Linked DNA regions of Homo sapiens: all the other regions are linked to region 2. A link is a contact called in ENCODE Hi-C data. All regions are on one chromosome and are shown on one strand. Each heading gives the region's core, a stretch centred on a gene start or an enhancer-like site at or near the end of the contact. The rest is flanking DNA. Distances are from core to core; before and after follow the strand shown. Region 1 holds the start of IARS1 (isoleucyl-tRNA synthetase 1). Region 2 holds the start of TUT7 (terminal uridylyl transferase 7). Region 3 holds the start of FAM120A (family with sequence similarity 120 member A).

Region 1 (4,338 bases), core at 1-2,500, 5.9 Mb after region 2:
CTATTCAGGAAGAATCATGTACCAGCGACCGGGCTATGGCAGCTGCTGAGGAGAAGCAGCCTCCATGCATAAATCACAGGATTGCTATGGCCCATCGAATCCACTGGAGAGCTGTCCATGCACAACAGCATCCAGCAACCACAGGGCAGGGACAGAGCAGGTTAACCTTGCACAACAACCTTGTTGTGCAGAGGGATGCCATCCCCTTTGCTTCCCTCTTATTATAATCCAGGCCCTTGACTCTTCGCTGCTCCACAACTCCTTCAGGTCACCTTAACCTCAACTTCCCGTTCAGCAATTTCGAGACCACCCTCCCTGATATTAACTACATATTATTCACATTACTTCATATTATTTTGCCTCAATATATTTTAGAAACGCACACTAAAACCATGTTTTGTTTAAAATTTCATAATTCCTTCCAGAATTGCTTCCCTTTTAAACTACTGTATTAGTGGTTCCAATATTCTTCCCATTACTTAGGCATGACATTTTTGAGTCACCCCTGACACTACTCAGAAGATACACACAACCAATTAATCATCAAGTCATGTGGATCCTACCTATAAGCCTATTTCTGTTCCCCCTTTTCATTCTCCTCTAAATCCATTTCTGTTTCTCCTTTTATTCTCAGGTCTTCATAATCTATTAAGTCAAATGTAACCTGAAAGTGGGACCGTCTCAAACGTTTCCTCAATTTAGTTATATCCTATTAACATAGACTCCACAGGTATACTCATGCAAATGTACAAAATGTGTATACAATGACATTCACCGAATAATTGTTTCTCCAGGCAAATAACTGAAAACAATCTAAATATTCATGGTGACTGAAGTAAATTACGGTACATCAATAAAATAAGTATCTCGCAGCCATTGAAGGTAATAAATTAAGACATATAAAAATACGTATTGCCTATACATAAAGTCACAGCTATATCAATTTATACTATGTATATCATTTTAAAAAGATTTTACTCATTTCAAACACTACCTCATTCAAAAAGGCGACCATAAATTCCTGAGGCTGGAAACGAACGAACGGCAAGCCCCGAAGAAACACGCTCTTTTAAAAATTAAATCTTGTGCTACTGTTTCGGGGTTGTAACGCGTGCGTGACCCTCGTCTTTGAGGGCCGGATCCTGCAGGGAAGAGAGGGCGTACCTGAGGGGCCTCGCGTGCCTGGACAGCCCCGCGGGCCAGCAAGCCTAAAAGCAACTCATCCGGCGTCCACGCTGCAACCGGGCGCACGGAGGTGATGCAACGCGCTGAAAATGCGGGATCCAGTGAAGGAGACAGGCTCCGCACCGGCCAATCAGTGCGCGCTGCCTGACACCTGCCAACAAGCCAGGCGCCGATTGGTCGCGCCGGACATGATTGCGCCCACTGGCTCGGATGGTGCGACAGTGGTGCTTGCTGGTTTTGCGCCTCCACGTGGAAAACGAACCAGCGCTGAGGGCGGCGCTGTGCGTGCTGCTTGTATCCGTTGCAGTAGTGTAGACCGAGGTCTCACTCGGGTTGTGGGCACCTCCGGGTAGGTGACGGCCCACTGGGAAGGGGCGCCGAGGTCGGGGCTCATGTTCTTCATCTTGTTTGCTTTTGTCAGTATTTATCTGACTGGACACTTCGTACCTAAATTGATAACGACAAACAGCAACTTCCGGAGAGGTGGCTTTAATAATTATACTTTTGGGCCCTGAGCCGCCGACCCCAAAGCCGCTTCTCCTATCATAAATGGCTACGTGAAACGATAATAACAAAAGGGAAGGAAGGGTCTGACAACCAGATTTAAAAGTTTTATTGTATTTTACTTAAAATGTTTCCGGTAATGAAAACATTGCACAAACGATTTTTTTTTCTTTTTTTGAGAAGCGGTCTCATTCTGTCGCCCAGGCTGGAGTGCAGTGGCACGGTCATGGCTCACTGCAGCCTCAACCTCCCCGGATCAGATGATCCTCGCACCTCATCCCTGGCCAAGTAGCTGGGACTACAGGCTAGCGCCACCACGCCCGGCTAATTTTTGTATTTTCTGTAGCAACGGGGTCTTGCTATGTTGCCTAGGCTGCTGTCAAACTCGTGGGCTCAAGCGATCTGCTTGCCTTAGCCTCCTTAACTGTTGGGATTACAGGCATGAGCCACTGCACCCGGCCTGCATACTTATTATCATTGCTATGAGTCGGCTTGGTACCTTACTGATCTGCTGGTTAAAATCTGGAGCCTTGCAAAGGGCAGTAGGCCTCGGGCTTTGGCCCCAGAGCCTCTAAAGGAAATTCTGGATCTTGCCAAATTGGGAGTAGTTCCGTAGCTGCCTATTGTATCCGTTAGAGGGATATAAAAAATTTATCTGGCCTAGAATAGGTAGAATGCAGTTTCTTATTAAGTTTAGGAACATTTTGATAGTCTGTTCAGCATATATTTAACTTTACTTACCGTCTTGGCCCTGTGTGAAGGATTAAAGTGGTTTCATGTCCTCCATCATGGGTAACTCAGTGTTCTGACTATACTCACATAACGTACATAATTTAATAGCTGCAAATCTTGTTAATTAACTGAAAGTATTTGGAATGTGTTTGAAGTTTTCACATTCCTCACGTTGCCACCTTGTTCAGTTCATTTTTGTCACCTATCCAGAGAGCCCAGATAGAGCCAGACAGAGGGCTCCTGGACAAAGGTGAGGTAGGCCAAGTCTAATTATTTAAAAATTTGATTGAGAAACATTTATATTAATAGTACTGTTGTGTTGGAAATAATGCTCAAAATCCTAAGGAAATTGAACATTCAAACAAAGGATTTTCAGCAAAGCAATTTTACTTCTGCGCAGAGGGGTGCTTCTCCTTGGCCAGTCACCATGAGAGCACACCAGAACAAAGGGGCACGAGAACCTTTATCCCTGACACAAACCCTGCCCCTGTACCCTTTCTCCATTGGCCGGAGTTGGGCCTCACAATCTAAAATAACCACAGTTGGCTAAACATTTTAACTTTCTTTAGATAAGGTGGGCACGTAAGAGAGAGGGGAAAGGGGGAAGGGCTGTCTGTAATGAGCTAGAGAGCTAGTCTTCTCTTCGGATAAGGAATACGAGCTGGTACTGATAACGCCTGGTACTGTGGCCTGTCTAGGCATGTAACAAAGGCAGAAAGGAAAGAGGAGAAAAAGGGAAGAGGGGGGCACTGTGAATTAAAGAATAAAGGATTGATCAGGCTATTTGAAGAGAAACCTCATCATGTCCCACAGTTGGAAGGTATGGGAAGACTAAGTCTAGAAAAAGTTAAGCAAATGAAAAAATTCCAGCAAAAAAGTTAACTGTAGTCAAAATATATTACTTGGACTGAAGAGGTGAATAATTTTTTCACCTTTTCAGAATATGTAGTGTCTGGAAGTGAAAAACCAAGAAATCAGAGCATAAGCATGTTAGGTAGAAACATGGAGGTAAATACTAGAGAAATTAAATTGCTGAAGGTGGTTTCATCTGGGGAGCAGGAACTGGGGGGTGGGCAAGGCTACTTGATGTTACTTATTTGTCTGCTTGTGAAACATGTGCCGGATTTAAATTACGGCCACACATTCTGACACTCCTCCCACTAAGAAGTGAGGATCTGTGTCCCCTCCCTTTCAGTCTGGTTGGGCTGTGTGTCAGTTTAAACCTGTAGAATACAGTGAAGTGACTGAGCCGGTTTCTGGGCCAGGCCTTAAGAGACAGGCAGCATCTGCTTCCTGCCTCTGAGAACACTTGCTCCTAGAGCTTTTTTGCTATGCTGTAAGGAAGCCCATGAACAGGCACTGAGTGGGCCATCTTAGAAACAGATCCCGTAGCCCTAGCTGAACCACCCCAGTGAAAGCACACAGCACAGATCAGCAGTCCCTAGTGAGTGTTGACCAAATTGCAGTATTTGTGCATAAAATAAATGATTGTTACTGAGATGATTTGCTATGCAGCAATAGAAAATAAGGTACAAATGTGATCTACATCAAGAGAAGGTAGAAAGTGTGAATTATTTATCCTGCTGCTTAGTTGTCCACACTCTCCTTGAAGTCTGAAGTTTTGGAAACCTAGGAATCCAGAATTACTCTTCAAGTTATTTAGTTCCTTGGACCCTTACTAAAAAAACATAGAGCATAAGCCCTAGGGTCATAATGGTTAACACACCAGATGAAATCCCAACAGTTAAGAGTTTATATTCAGCATAGGTAAATCAATAAATACTAATTTTAGGTACACACATCATGGCTTAATGATAGTCCCTTGGAACTATATAATACTATTTCTTTTTTTTTTTTTTTTTAAGATGGAGTCTCACTCTGTTACCCAGGCTGGAGTGCAGCAACATGATCTCAGCA
Region 2 (4,611 bases), core at 1,196-3,695:
CTTTTTACTTTTAGAAAAACATATTATCTCCTTATTATCCCTTTGGGGCAATTAACCAAGCATGTGAGGGCACCGAGAAATTAGTTTTGGTCTTACTGAAACCAAACAGCAAAGCTTGAATCTATTTCTGACTTTCTAAACTTGTTTCTCAACCTGTTTGTCACGATCCCTTTTGAAAAACAAAGATCTCAGATTATCCATCTCGGGACACTGACACTACATCCAAAAGATATATCTCTTGTGGCAGGAGATATACGCAGTGTATACTGTGTTTTTACATCAACAAATAAGTTTTTTTTTTAAAAAAAGCTTTATATTCTGTCATTTATATTATGAACACATTAATTATTCAAATACAAAATTATAATCACAATTTTGAAAACACACAAACCACTGAGCAATTACGATATGGTCCCCTGGAGCATATAGCTACCCTCTTCTGTAAAAAACACGTTACAGAAAACATGTTTACTGACGTAAAGTGAGCCCTGGGGCAAAGTAAACTTTTAAAGGGATCAACATATGAAATGTGTTTTAGCTGCTCAAATATCATGATTACTATCCTTAAAATAATCACACTAAGTGACCATTTCTTAAAACAGAAACTGTGAAAAACTGAAACTAAATTGCTGAAAATAACAAAACTCATTTGGATGAAAAAGAATAAAACATTGCTGACTCTGGGGTTGTGATCTGACAAGTTGGAAAACATTACCAGGACTTCCTGCTTCCATTTCTGACGTGGTTTCTAGGCTTGTTAGGTCTTTATGAAACAGTCGTCTTACAGTTCTGCAGCCTCTTGTGTCTTGCCACCTATAACCATCTTCATTTTCTTGAAAGGAGTCTTTTCTTTGTCGGTTTATAACAGGAATTCTAGGTCCAGGTTTGAATTCTCTCCAGTTGTCTGAATTACCAGTATGTTCATCAGACAGCCATCTCTTACTCTGATCTTTGTGGCTGTCATTCATCCAAGCGGGTTGACTGTAGATTGGGTTTTTAAATGCATATGGATTGCTGGAAACAGCACATGGTCCTTTTCTGGGGGTATTCCCATAGTTCCCTGGTGTTATCTTCTTTTTTTGAAGGCCCTTTTCCATTTTACTGCCATGGCCTTTAGCATGGTCATCTATTATTAAATAATCTTGTTGGGGGTGACCCCTTCTGAAGTCATCATCATCCATAGTCCCCCGGTCTTTAGTGCGCTTCACGAAATAAGGTTTTGCTGTATCTCCCATGGTCTTTGACTTCAATTTTCTTACTTTGCACCTGAAAGAAGGTATTTTGGGGAAATATCAAACTATATAACAAGATATCATACAAGTATACAAAATAACAATTTATCGTACAGATGCCCCAAAGCCTGTAAGAAAGAAACTCCCTATTTTTTTAAAATAAAAATTCTATCACATTCTTAATAATCAGTGCTTTACCCTAGAGGTTGGGAGGCTTGGTCCTCTAATATTCTTCATGAAAATTAATACTTACTATTTAGCATGAAGATTAAATGTGTGAATAAGAGAAGCTCTATAGGTTCCAGAACTGTAGCATAGTAGAATATTACTCATATCAAGTATGGTCGGCTTTTCCCTCTGTAACAAGGCGTTTCTCTTCAAAGAAAACCTCATCCCAAGCCAATATTATTACTAAACTACCGAAACAGTCTTTTGTTTTTTAAGTTGGCAATTACTTGTAAGTGTTATACACCGAAACTTTACGTGAAAGGAGTACTACATTTCTCAACTCCAATTTTCCGTCCCTTCACCACCCCTATTCTGGACAGACCGGCTTTGAGCGCTTAGGTTACGGAGGGGCTGGGCTTCCGACCAAGGTGCAGCTGTAATTAAAGAGGCTGGGTTTCCGATCAAGGGACAACTCCATCTAACCTCCTCAATCCCCGTTCTCCAACCCCAAACAAGTTTGGTTTTGTCAGGAACAGCAATTCCCTGAGGAATGACACTCCTCTTCAATCCCCATCTGACCGCTCCACCACCGATCTGCCTTAGTTTCCACCCTTTTGAGCCCGACGTGGAGAAAGAGGAGGCGTCCCTGCACTCCTGGCCAAGAAGCCACCGTGGGGACCAGGAAGCAGGAAGTGACCTGCTGTCTCCATGGGGTTCCAGGGTTCCCCCGGCCGGCCAGGGGGCCAGAGCCGAATGTCTTGACCCAAATCCCGTCTTCTGCGCCCGCAGTCTGACAAAAAGTGAAAACACGGACTCGAACCCGAGGGCTCAGCCTCTGCCGGCCTGGGGGTTCCTCGGTCACCCAAACTGGTGCGAGGAGGCCGGCGGGGGATGGAACCAACGTACCTCCGGGGCCAGGCCGGACAGCTACTCTGGAGTCCAGGAAACCAACTGGAGAATCAGCCCGGAGGCGAGTCTGGCAGGGACGTTGGGAGAAGGCGCCCAAGAGCACTCACCACCTTCGCCGCGGTCCCCAGCCTCTTCCTGTCCCGGCCGGGCTCCCTCTCCGTGTTTTCCTTCGGCCCCACTTCCGGCGCTCAGCGCTGTCTCATTGTGCGCGATTGGGAGCCGACTGTGCCCCCGCCCTAGCGCTCCGCCGCGCACACCGGAAACGAGCGACGCGCCCCGCCCCGCGGTGCCCCGCCCACGCTCCGACCCCGCCTCCCGCGCCTTTGCCAGCCTGGCCTCTCCTGTCCGGCGCCCCAGCGCACTCGCTCCAGGTGTCGGGCGCCGGGTCTGGCCACCGGGCGCAACCGTCGGAGCGGGCTAATTACTGGCTCGCCGGATAGCCGGTTCGCCGGCGCTTGGGGGCCAGGCCCGAACTTCTTACCAGAGCGGCGCCCGCCCCTTTTCTCTCCCGGCTTCGACGCTCCTCTGGTTCCCCTCTCTGCTCGGGAGGCTAAGTGCTCGGGAGAGGCGCGGGAGCCAAGACTTATGCACCCGGAGAGGGACGCGGAGCCAGCGGTCGGGCAAAGCCGCATTCCCCGCGCTTGGGGCCTCGGCTTTGCCCCTGGGTGCTCCCCGGTTACTTCCAGGGGGAGTAAAGGCTCCGAGGCCTCGTAGCGCTCTTGGTGTTTTTCTGATAATTCGTAGTGATTAATGTTTTCGTGAATTCTTAATTGCCGACCTTGTAGAAATGCCAGCATTTAAACATCCACTGCTCACCCAGATCTCAAAGTGGTCAAGGAAAATGCTCTGCTTTTTTCTTAGGTTGTGTAAGGATTACTTTTACTTGGAAAAAAAAAAAATCAGTTCATTTCGAAGAATATGTGTAATGGCAAGGGATGACCAGAGAGCGTTACATTCGAATTTTTGAGTTGAAGAGTGCACACCTCGAACTCGGGGTTGCTTTTTCTTTCTTTACTGTATGACCTTCCTTGCTGTTTACAGTGTTCTAAATGCTTTGAAAAACATCAAGCAACTAGTGAAATTAGGGAGCGTTGGGAAAATCGACAGTTTTCATTTCTCTGCTTTTTTAAAGCATGTAAATTGAAAGCTGTCAGGTCCTGTGGAGCAATGGTCTTAAAATAATAACACACAAAGTTCTGGCTATGCCAATAACTGTTTTGAAGGCTTTACAAATATTAACTCCTTTGTTTTATATTTTTGTAGAGACAGGGGTCTCCTATGTTGCCCAGGCTGCTCTCCAATTCCTGACCTCAAGCCATCCGCCCAACTTGGCCTCCCAAAGTGTTGGGATTACAGGGGTGGTCCACCATACCCAGCCTTAACTTCTTTAATCCTCACAGCTTCATGAAGACTATATCATTATCCCACTTTTAAAGATGAGGACATTTAGCACTTGCAGTGAAGTAAATGGCACTGCTGCAATCCAGACCCTGAATATGAGGCTGTTATTAACCATGTGGCTATACTAAAAGTGATATAAAACACATTCCTACAACTTTTATATAATTCCTTACTTAGATATTTTGATTGTGAAAATACGTGAGGATCAAACTGATAGTCTCTTCAACAGGCAGACAGTGGCCTTGAAAATATAGTCCAAAAGGGAGTGTGGAGATGCATGATTACATTAATTCTGAGACAGCAGCGTCACCACGCCCCACCCAAACCAGTAATTCCTGTGCAAAAGAACTGGTTTAGAAATCTGCCTCCACCTAGAGTTCTAGAGTAGCAGCAGAGGATACATACTTTTAAGGATTTTTTTTTTTTTTTTGAGATGGAGTGCCACTCTGTTGCCCAGGCTGGAGTGCAGTGGCATGATCTCCGCTGGCTGCAACCTTTGCCTCCACCTAGAGTTCTAGAGCAGCAGCAGAGGATACATCTTTCTAAGGATTTAATTTTTTTTTTTTGAGACAGAGTCTTACTGTGTTGCCCAGGCTGGAGTGTAGTGGTGCGATCTTGGCTTACTGCATCCTCTGCCTCCCAGGTTCAAGTGATTCTCCTGCCCCAGCCTCCCAAGTAGCTGGGATTGCAGACAGGCACCACTATGCCTGGTTAAGTTTTGTATTTTTAGTAGAGACGGGGTTTCACCATGTTGGCCAGGCTGGTCTGGAACTCCTGACCTCAAGTGATCCACCGGCCTTGGCCTCCCAAAGTGCTAGGATTACAGGCGTAAGCCACCAGGCCTGGCCCGATTTAAAATACTTTTGCCAGGCACTTTGGCTCCTGCTTGTAGTCCCAGCAA
Region 3 (4,133 bases), core at 1,233-3,732, 7.1 Mb after region 2:
TACAGTTTCTGGAAATAACTACAAAAGCCAACATTTATTGAGCATTTGTTGTGTGGCAGGCACACAGGTTATCTGATTTAATCCTTATAACAACCTGGGAGGTTAAGTACTATTAATATGTTGATTTTACAGATGATAAAATCCAAGGTTCAATAAGGTAAATATTTTTGCAAGGGCACAGACTTATCATAAGATGGATATTGGGGGCCTGACTCCAGAACCTTAGACCTCTACAATATAATAAGGTGAAAATAAATTTATTTCCAGAATTCCAGATACTGGCACTGGCATTTTTTTTTTTTTTTTTTTTTGAGATGGAGCCTCGCTCTGTTGCCAGTCTGGAGTGCAGTGGCGTGATCACTGCAACCTCCACCTCCCAGGTTCAAGCAATTCTCCTGCCTCAGCCTCCCGAGTAGCTGGGACTACAGGTGCGCACCACCACGCTCGGCTAATTTTTGTGTTTTTAGTAGAGATGGGGTTTTACCATGTTGGCTAGGATGGTCTCCATCTCTTGACCTCGTGATCTGCCCGCCTCGGCCTCCCAACGTGCTGGGATTACAGGCGTGAGCCACCACGCCCGGCCGCACTAATGCATTTTTAAAAATTAAAAGCAAGAGTGTTTAAAGAAAAGGTAAATACACGGAATGCAATGCTACAAATGAAAATACGAGTGATTAAAAACTACTACTCCTCACCTTGTGAACCTGCCTTGGGTTATAAAAGCAAATTTGGATATTTCTGGATTTTGCTCGTTATTTAATGGCTAACTGTATTATTTCTTTTATTTATTTATTTATTTTTGAGACGGAATCTCGCTTTTTGCCCAGGCTAGAGAGTGCAGTGGTGCCATCTCCGCTGACTGCAACCTCCGCCTCCCGGGTTCAACCAATTCTCCTGCCTCAGCCTCCCAAGTAGCTGGGATTACAGGCGCACACACCACCAGGCCCGCCTAATTTTTGCATTTTTAGTAGAGACGGGGTTTCACCATGTTGGCCAGGCTGGTCTCGAACTCCTGATCTCAAATGATTCACCCGCCTCGGCCTCCCAAAATGCTGGGATTACAGGCGTGAGCCACCGCACCTGGCCTGTATTATTTTTAGATAACATGTCATCCTGGCTTTGTGACTAATTTTATGCATAGGTGAGTGGCATAACTTGTCAGCCTGCTTTTAAATGTAACTTCCTAAAATACCAGCAGCATTTAATTTATGTACGTATGATACTGGCTTGCATTTGAGGTGGGTATCAGAAAAGAAAGCAGAAAAATCCAACTTGCCTTTTTCACCGGGAGTATGGGGGCTTCTTTGGCCAAACCGTGCGCGTGCAGGCTCCATGTGCTGGGCAGCAGCTGTCCGGCCACAGCCTGTCGGTTGCATCCTGCTCCTCTACAGAGGTTTCTCCAAAAAAAGAACAAATGGAGAGATGAAGGTAAGTAAAAGCGGCACTTTAAAACTTTTAGAGTGCTGGGTTTCTAAATTTATATTCTGAAAGACATTAATCTCTTTTTGAAAATGTTTTATGCAAGCCTAATATACATACAGTATCAACCTCATTTTAGAAGCAGTTACGACAGAGCTTTGGAACAGAATTTACGTAAACGACCTCCTTCCAGAAGATGCTACTAAAGCAACAAGATTCAAATCCCTCTCCCTCAGAAGAGCTGGGAGATCCACTGCAAAGGCGCACGTTTCAGTCTAGCCATTGCGCAGTGGTAACGCAGGCTTTCCCACGCTGCAACAGACCTGTGCTCTCAAGACAGTCTCTTCCGTGACGAGCAGGCGCTTAGGGCTACCTGTACCTTCAGACATTATGGTGTGTTTGGCCATGTCATTTGTCATAGGTGTAAAAACCACAACCGAGAGCCCGAAGCTGCTGGGATGAGCACCTGCCGCGGAACTGCATTCTCGCGCTCCTTCCTGCTCTTTCCAAGAAGCCAGGCGCGGCCGGCCAGCATCCCGCTCTCCCGGACCCCGCAGTCAGTGTGGGCAGCAGGCCCAGAGTGGTGCGAGCCGACGGCGGCGTTAGAAAGGCGGCGTCCCGACGAACAGAGTGACTCGGCCTCGGCTCCCCTTCAAAGCGCCATCTTATCGCTGCTTCCCTCAGGAGCAGGCGAGCTCTTCCCCAGGACCTGCTTCGCGGCTTCCCTTCGCCCGAGAACCACCGGGCGGAGGCGGCGGCCTCTCTGGCCCTGCCGGGAACAGGGCGCAGGGGAGGGGAGCGGCGGCCGACCGGCCTGAGGCGGGCGAACGGCCTCTGGCCTCCAGGCGCTGCCTGCTCCGGCTCAGAAGCCTCCCGGATCCCGTCCCGGCCCAACTCCGGGCCTCCGCCTCCGCCGCCGCCTCCGGGAGCCCCGAGCCGCGTCCCGCCGGCGCCGCCTCTTCCGCCTGCTAGCCGGCGGGCCTGGGCGGCGTCCGCGCCGGGCGGGTCCGCTACGTCAGCGCCGCCCGCCCGCCCCGCCCCGGCCCTCAGCCTCGGCCTCGGCCTCGGCCTCGCAGCGGCGGCAGCGGCGGCGGCGGCAGGTCCCTCCCCAGACATGGCCCTGGGAGGCGGCAGCACATGGCGGCCGCGGCGGCCATGAGCGCGCCCCCGACCCGCCCCAGTCCCCCCTAGAGGCCGCCGCCCCCGCCCGCCAGCCCGCCCGCGCGCCACGGCCCCACCACCCCCGGCCCCGCCGCCCCCCGCCCGCACCCGCGCCCGCGCCCCCGCCGCCGCCATGGGCGTGCAGGGCTTCCAGGACTACATCGAGAAGCACTGCCCGAGCGCCGTGGTGCCGGTGGAGCTGCAGAAGCTGGCCCGGGGCAGCCTGGTGGGCGGCGGGCGGCAGCGGCCCCCGCAGACCCCGCTGCGCCTGCTGGTGGACGCCGACAACTGCCTGCACCGCCTCTACGGCGGCTTCTACACCGACTGGGTCAGCGGCGGCCAGTGGAACCACATGCTTGGCTACCTGGCGGCGCTGGCCAAGGCCTGCTTCGGCGGCAACATCGAGCTCTTCGTCTTCTTCAACGGCGCGCTCGAGAAGGCCCGGCTGCACGAGTGGGTCAAGCGGCAGGGCAACGAGCGCCAGACGGCACAGCAGATCGTCAGCCATGTCCAGAACAAGGGCACCCCGCCGCCAAAGGTCTGGTTCCTGCCGCCCGTCTGCATGGCCCACTGCATCCGCCTGGCGCTCATCCGCTTCCACGTCAAGGTGAGGCCGGGGATCCGGGCGGGCCGGGGACCGGGGCCGCGCCGCACCCCTATCCCCCTTCCCAGGGCGCAGAATGTCGCCCGGCCGTGGCGGCGCTGGGGGCAGCGAGTTCCCCCAGCCCTTGCCCGGGATAGCCTGGCCGGGCCGGGCTGCAAGATGGATGGCCGCGGGTGCAGGCCGCGCGCTGCCCAAGCCCGTCTCCAGCTGTCCCTGTTCGGGGTCCGCGGCCGCGTGGGGACACTTGAGGGCTGGGAGAGAGCCCCGGACCAGAATTCGGAGGCGACAGTGTCATCATCCCCAATATCCTTAGTTTTTCCCATCCTATTTGAGGCGGGCAGGCTATCACTCACCTTCAACTTTGACAAAATACTCCCTTTTCTAATTTAGCCTGTTCTTTCCCAGCAACAGGTTCATCTTGGAAGCAGGCAGGATACAGAGTAATAGAGGGGGTTTCGCCAGAGCCCTTGGGGGCTGCAAATATCAGTGCTGCTGCCGCCGCCCTTGCCAATGTTGTTAGCCCGGTGACAGCGAGACGTGTCTAAGGGCCAGTGCCCTGGCCTCTACTTCAGAACGCAGTGCCCTGTCCGTGTTCCTCTTAGTACAGGGTGTTTAGAGAATCTTTCTATGGCTTTTTGTGTTAGATTTCAAAGACCCGTGCACTTTGACAGGATGGGATTTTGTCAGTTCTGTGACTTCACGTCCGTGTGAAAGAGGTCTTTAAGGCAGTTCGGTTTTGTAGATCCCATGCGAAAGGAGTCGCTCAAAATCAGGGGGCGAACTACGCGGGCGTGAACTCGCAGGATTTATTTTTCGGGTGCACAGTAAGTATTCAGTGACCTTCAGCGGTGCCCTGACGGGTGGGTAATCAGAGCTCTATATCACCGGCCTCCTCTGGCCCTTTGGCAGAGGGCTTCGCAGCTGGCACTGGGCCAGAGGAGAACTTCAG

Evidence for each region. A loop is a pair of places that touch in the nucleus more often than their neighbours do. Pooled maps may share reads with other maps.
Region 1: a map of endothelial cell of umbilical vein shows a loop between it and region 2 (20-fold over the local background). The contact joins the promoter of IARS1 here to the promoter of TUT7 in region 2. A Hi-C loop is called at or near these places in 2 of 168 maps with a recorded cell type or tissue (endothelial cell of umbilical vein and naive thymus-derived CD4-positive, alpha-beta T cell), 1 of 37 single-sample maps with no recorded cell type and 4 of 50 pooled maps.
Region 3: a map of B cell shows a loop between it and region 2 (17-fold over the local background). The contact joins the promoter of FAM120A here to the promoter of TUT7 in region 2. A Hi-C loop is called at or near these places in 2 of 168 maps with a recorded cell type or tissue (B cell and naive thymus-derived CD4-positive, alpha-beta T cell), 1 of 37 single-sample maps with no recorded cell type and 10 of 50 pooled maps.

What each region holds. Positions count from the first base shown.
Region 1 is chr9:92,292,447-92,296,784 of GRCh38, forward strand. IARS1 (isoleucyl-tRNA synthetase 1) reads right to left here and starts at 1,251. Exons shown (of 34, transcript NM_002161.6): 1 at 1,165-1,251. It overlaps MIR3651 (microRNA 3651), which reads right to left and starts at 101; the gene lies at 12-101. SNORA84 (small nucleolar RNA, H/ACA box 84) reads right to left here and starts at 147; the gene lies at 15-147. RefSeq lists an enhancer at 1,633-1,682.
Region 2 is chr9:86,351,965-86,356,575 of GRCh38, forward strand. TUT7 (terminal uridylyl transferase 7) reads right to left here and starts at 2,446. Exons shown (of 27, transcript NM_024617.4): 1 at 2,307-2,446; 2 at 716-1,266. The coding sequence starts at 1,235. RefSeq lists an enhancer at 2,295-2,504 and a silencer at 2,525-2,704.
Region 3 is chr9:93,449,203-93,453,335 of GRCh38, forward strand. It overlaps FAM120A (family with sequence similarity 120 member A), which reads left to right and starts at 2,483. Exons shown (of 18, transcript NM_014612.5): 1 at 2,483-3,187. The coding sequence starts at 2,714. FAM120AOS (family with sequence similarity 120 member A opposite strand) reads right to left here. Exons shown (of 3, transcript NM_198841.4): 1 at 2,945-4,133; 2 at 1,277-1,397. The coding sequence starts at 3,507. RefSeq lists enhancers at 1,963-2,512, 4,092-4,133 and silencers at 2,093-2,622, 2,763-2,892, 3,193-3,372.